2 separate regions of the Homo sapiens genome follow, and region 1 is linked to region 2. Evidence: chromatin contacts called from ENCODE Hi-C or POLR2A ChIA-PET data. All regions are on one chromosome and are shown on one strand. Each heading gives the region's core, a stretch centred on a gene start or an enhancer-like site at or near the end of the contact. The rest is flanking DNA. Distances are from core to core; before and after follow the strand shown. Region 1 overlaps SLC4A1AP (solute carrier family 4 member 1 adaptor protein). Region 2 holds the start of NRBP1 (nuclear receptor binding protein 1).

Region 1 (2,700 bases), core at 1-2,500, 260 kb before region 2:
ATGAACTCCACAGAAGTCTGCTGGAGGTGGGACTTTGACATGAAATTTTACCCCTCTATAGACCCTAAACAAGTGTCTTTATTAGTTCCTAGAGTCAAAGATTACTAAATACAAAACACTTGAAAATAGCTTGTAAGGAACTAAAATAGTTATTTCAGATGAGTGCCAGCTACAGGAATTCTGGACTGTTATAACTCATGATATTAAAGGATTTCAATTGATTACAAAATCTTCTAAGGAATAAATCAGACAATCAGAAATAAGTCATTTGTGCTGCTTTTTCATTTTAGACTTAGCGTAATTTCAAGGAAACAAGGCATGTAAATCCATCAAACAGATCCTGAAGAAAAGGAGGAAGACATTTCTCAAAGAATAAAGCTAAATATTCTAATCAAAGCCATTCAATAAAAGTATTTATTAGAAAAGGTTGATCACAGTTATGGAATAGAGGGAAGGAACCAAAGCATATCTTGGTTATATCTTTTTTTTTTTTTTTTTGAGACAGAGTCTTGCTCTGTGGCCCAAGCTGGAGTGCAGTGGTGCGATCTCAGCTCACTGAAACCTCTGCCTCCCCGGTTCAAGCGATTCTCCTGCCTCAGCCTCCTGAGTAGCTGGGGTTATAGGTGCGCAGGCCACCGTGCTCAGCTAATTTTTGTATTTTTAGTAGAGACGGGGTTTCACCATGTTGCCCAGGCTGGTCTCGACTAGTGAGCTCAAGCAATCCACCCACCTCGGCCTCCCAAAGTGCTGGGATAACAGGTATGAGCCACCGCGCCCGGCCTATATTATCTTTTAAATATAGGACTTAGTTCTAAAATTCTCTAAGGAGGGCTGTTTAGTAAAAAGTTTTCTATTTAAAACCTAAGTCCCCACCGCAACAGATTGAAAAGCCTACTTGTTAGGTAAACCATTACTCATTCAGAATACATAGTGAGGCCGAGGCAGGTGAATCATGAGGTCAGGAGTTCGAGACCAGTCTGGCCATGGTGAAAAACTGTCTCTACTAAAAAAAAATACAAAAAATTAGTTGGGCGTGGTGGTGGGTGCCTGTAATCCCAGCTACTCGGGAAGCTGAGGCAGGAGAATCGCTTGAACCCGGGAGGAGGAGGTTGCAGTGAGCCGAGATGGCCACTGCACTGCAGCCTGGGTGACAGTGTGAGACTGTCTCTCAATGAAACAAACAAAAAGAATACATAGCTAGGACTTCAGATTTCTGCCACCAGAGGGCAGTATACCCTAATTCAGGGTGTTTTGGACGAATTGTGCCCCCTGCTGCCCAAATTCATGTTTGAAGTCCCAAGCCCCAGTACCTCAGAATATGACTGTAAATTAAATTAAACTGAATTAAAATGACACTATTAGGGTGGGGCCCTAACTCAGTATGACTCATGTCCTTAGAAGAAGAAGAAGAGACACCAGGAGTGCAAGTGCACAGAGGGATGGCCATCTGAAGAGCCAGCAAGAGGGCAGCCATTGGTAAGCAGAGAGGCCTTAGAGGAAACCAACCCTGCTGGCAACTGTGAACAAATAAATTTCTGTTGTTTAAGCTGCCCAATCCCTAGTATTTTGTTATGGTGGCCCTAGCAAACTAATACTCAAGGTTCAGCTCTTAGGGGTAATGAAAACCTTTTAAAAGCTGAATCTATGAATAGGAATATAGATAAAGCAAAAACATACAGACAGACATATATTGTAGGGTAGCAGGGAAATCATAAAGCTCAAGAGACAGACCTGGATCTGATTACCAGCTTAGTTACATAACGCTGGTGTGATCTGGTATTTAACTTCTCTGACTCTATTTCCTCATTTGTAAGAGGCAATAATTCCCACACAGCAAAAGGTGTTGGAAGGATTAAATGAAGAAAAATCATATGGCAGAGGCAAGTGCACACACTATGTTCTTAAATGTTGGTGAGTCTGAACACTACATCTATCCACCTGGGGAAAAGCATTTAATGCAGGAGACCCATTCTTAAATGCAACATTCATGAGAAATTAATAAACTATGATTCTAATTTACAAACCATTTACTTGCAAATTGATTGGCATAAATTAATTCATCAATTCTTGATAACCCTAAGCTGAGAAAAAGAATCCACAAACTGGCCAGGCACAATGGCTCATGCCTATAAACCCAGCATTTTGGGAGGCCAAGGCAGGTGGATCACGAGGTCAAGAGATGGAGACCATCCTGGCCAACATGGTGAAGTCCCATCCTACTAAAAATACAAAAATTAGCTGGGCATGGTGGAGCACGCCTGTAGTCCCAGCTACTCGAGAGGCTGAGGCAGGAGAATTGCTTGAACCCGGGAGGCGGAAGTTGCAGTCAGCCGAGATCACGCCACTGCACTCCAGCCTGGTGACAGAGTGAGACTCTGTCTCCAAAAAAAAAAAAAAAAAAGAATCCAAGAACCAAGTTCTGGGAAAGATGTGATCATACCAAGCCCACAGCCCTTTCTCACATTACTATGGAATGAGTCATTTGTAGTTTCAAAAAAGAAAAGAGAAAAATTAGCTCAGGGATAACTCAAGGGCTAAAAGTTTAACACCCTGACTCACAACTTACCCCTACTGTTCCAGTTTTTAATTTGAATTTGCTTCCTCCTTTCATGGCACCAAATAGAGGCAATGTAAGCTTTTTAGCTTTGTTTTCTGCACCTGTAGTCTGAGTTTCAGTCCTAGGAAGAAAGAATAATTATA
Region 2 (2,700 bases), core at 17-2,516:
ACAGTAGGAAATAACAGTAGAATTCTAATACAGGAAAGCTGTAGCCAATGGGCTCCAGAGAAACTTCTGGACCGAGGACACAAATAACTAATCCACAGTAGGGCACCACAGGAGACACCAACCCTTCATCAGAGATAGATGCCCTTGGAATTTGCTTATCCCCCCCACCTTCCTAATTTTTGTGACTTTTTATCCCTTCCTAATTTTTCCTTCGCAGGCAAAATGAGGGCAGTGCCCAAGATTCTCCAGCACTACTCCTATTGATGAAGAAACCTCTGCGACACTGGGAGTTTTGTCTCGGAGCCGCTGAGAGGTTTTAAAGAGATAACACATGGAAAAGCTCATATACTCCCATAAGGGGATTCTCGCCGCCTCCAGCCACCCTGAGACATGCAGTGTGTTCACTTTGGAGTAATGCAGATCGCCCTGCAAAGTTTTTCCCCGACACTTTCGTTTATTGGACAGCAGCCCCTCTGCGTGTCAACTCCTCTGCAAGAGCTCACGGGCCCAGGCCTCTCAGCTGTCCTCACCCTGAACGGACCAGAGGGCCTCTGAGACCCGCAGCACAGTCCAGTCGGAAATAAAACCGCTCTGGGGAGGAACCCGGCCCCTAGAATTTCACACTCCAACAGGTCGCATGCCCTGCGTCTGGAAGGCAGCCGCGGCCCGCGCGGGAACCAGGCTGGGGCCCAGGGAGCCAGCGGCGGCCACCTCATCAAAGGCCGGACCGACAGCGCAGTCAGGGGCGCAGGCCACGCCCCCGCGCAGTCTGCGCACCTCCCCGCGAGCAGGCCAGGCCAGGCCGCCGAGCTTCCGCAGGCCGCCGGGCCGCGACCGCCGCCCCCGCCCCCGCCCCCACCCGCCGGGCCCCGCCTCTCGCAGCCGGAGTTCCAAGCGAACGCCAGGGCCTCCCGACCCGCGCCCGCAGAATCCCGGGGCGCCGCCGCCAAGCCAGAGACGCCAGGGAGGGCTAAGCAGCGACTGCGGGGCCGAAGCGGCCCCTCGGCTCCAGCAGGCAGGGCCCGATCGGGCCTGGGCTACTGAGTGAGCAGGGCCGCCTTCAGCACCCGACTGGCGGGTCCCACCGTCCCGGGCCTCGGAGGCCGATCCTTCCGTCCTCTCGCGAACCCCTCCCTCCCGGGCCCTCTTTTCCCTGGGCGCTCACCTCCCGACTCCGCGCCCCGCAGCCTGCGCTTCAGCTCCAGCTCGGGTTCCGGGGCCCCGGATCACAGCGACTCCCTCACAGCTGCGCTCCGCAGCGCAACCGAACTGCGGGCCCCGCCCTCGCGGCGCCCGGACCAACGATGGGCGGTGCCGCACCGCCGGCAGGTTTCCATTGGGTGACGTTCTGGGTGGGCGGGGCCCGGCCCTCGGGCGTTCGCTGGGGTGGGCTTCCACCCGCTCTCCTCCCCTTGCGCCGGTCCGGCCGAGACCTCTCGGAGGGGTCGATGTTTTCGGTCCCAGCTGGGGCTCGTCTCTCTGTCCACCCCACCGCCCGGTCCAGGTGCCCCAGATGGTTCTGCTGGACGCAGAGAGGGCCTCCTACCTCTTCTTGAAGGCGCCATGACAGTTCTAATGCCTGGAAAAGACAAAAGGAGCGAAAGACATAGCCTCAGTCCGAGAGGAGCGCCCCCACCCCAGCCCCCGCCTGCATTATTTTGGAACGAGACTGGTGTGCAGGACGCCAATTCTCCGGAAAGCTTTTAAAATTTACCTAACACTGAAAATTAGTAGTTAACGCTTGGTGATTGCTTAGCACTATTTGCTTAAACTTTGTAAGAGGTTTTCACAGATGTTATTTCATTTGATCCTCATAAGAACGAACTCATTGAAATTATCATTCAATGGTAGTTGACAAATGCAAAAACCTGAATCAGAGGTATTAAGCTATTAACCGAAAGTTAAGTTGGTAAGAGCCAAGTCTAGAATCCGAAACAGTAAATTTCATCAAAGGAGACTACGTTGAGAAGATGTTTGGAAAGAATTTAGATTGGTTTCGAGTTAGTGGAAAGAAAAGATGATAAATTCTTGGTGAGCTATTAATCTGCGAAAACTAAGCGCGGAGCCTTCAGGATGGAAGTTCACTCTGCCCTTAGACGTGTATGATGGAGGGAAGATGATGAATCAATCAACAGAACTTGGAAATGTCACAATCACCAAATTTTACTGTCATTAAAGAGAATCTCTAATCCTGTTTCACTGGGAGAAAGGACAACTGGCAGAAACCCTCTCGTTTTCTCATCATCTCAAAATACTCGTTTTTAAAACCAATCTTTCGGCCGGGCGCGGTGGCTCACGCCCAGCACTTTGGGAGGCCGAGGTGGGCGGATCACTTGAGGTCAGGAGTTCGAGACCAGCCTGCTCAATGTAGTAAAACTCCGTCTCTACTAAAAATACAAAAATTAGCCGGGCGAGGTAGCACATGTCTGTTCTCTCAAGCTGCTTGGGAGGCTGAGGCGGGAAGATCACTTGAGCCCAGGAGGCAGAGGTTGCAGTAGGCCAAGACTGCACGACTACGCTCCAGCCTGGGCAACAGAGTGTGAGAATCCGTCTCAAAAAAAAAAAAAAAAAAAAAAAAAAAAAAATATATATATATATATATATATATATATATATATATATATATATGTATGTATGTTTTACCCTTTCTTCCTTGATTCTTCTATCTTTGGAAGAGGGGGGCTCAAACACCCTTTTTAA

Evidence for each region. Hi-C counts contacts between places; a loop is a spot of excess contacts on that map. ChIA-PET counts read pairs that join two places held with the same protein, here RNA polymerase II (POLR2A). Pooled maps may share reads with other maps.
Region 1: a map of PC-3 shows a loop between it and region 2 (14-fold over the local background). The contact joins the enhancer-like site here to the promoter of NRBP1 in region 2. A Hi-C loop is called at or near these places in 3 of 168 maps with a recorded cell type or tissue (PC-3, endothelial cell of umbilical vein and naive thymus-derived CD4-positive, alpha-beta T cell), 2 of 37 single-sample maps with no recorded cell type and 13 of 50 pooled maps. POLR2A ChIA-PET finds 5 or more read pairs at or near these places in 9 of 52 experiments (CD4-positive, alpha-beta T cell, HepG2, WTC11 and 5 more).

Annotation. Positions count from the first base shown.
Region 1 is chr2:27,682,226-27,684,925 of GRCh38, reverse strand. SLC4A1AP (solute carrier family 4 member 1 adaptor protein) reads right to left here. Exons shown (of 14, transcript NM_018158.3): 9 at 2,567-2,678. Among named protein-coding and RNA genes, the nearest start is that of SLC4A1AP, 20 kb to the right of the region's middle. RefSeq lists an enhancer at 2,062-2,700. Within about 2 kb of position 1,250, at least 9 of the 41 ENCODE cell types and tissues checked have a DNase peak (open chromatin) inside an H3K27ac peak, as active enhancers do; they include PC-3 and endothelial cell of umbilical vein, where a contact is called at or near this core.
Region 2 is chr2:27,427,197-27,429,896 of GRCh38, reverse strand. It overlaps NRBP1 (nuclear receptor binding protein 1), which reads right to left and starts at 1,266. Exons shown (of 18, transcript NM_013392.4): 1 at 1,166-1,266. RefSeq lists a silencer at 749-898.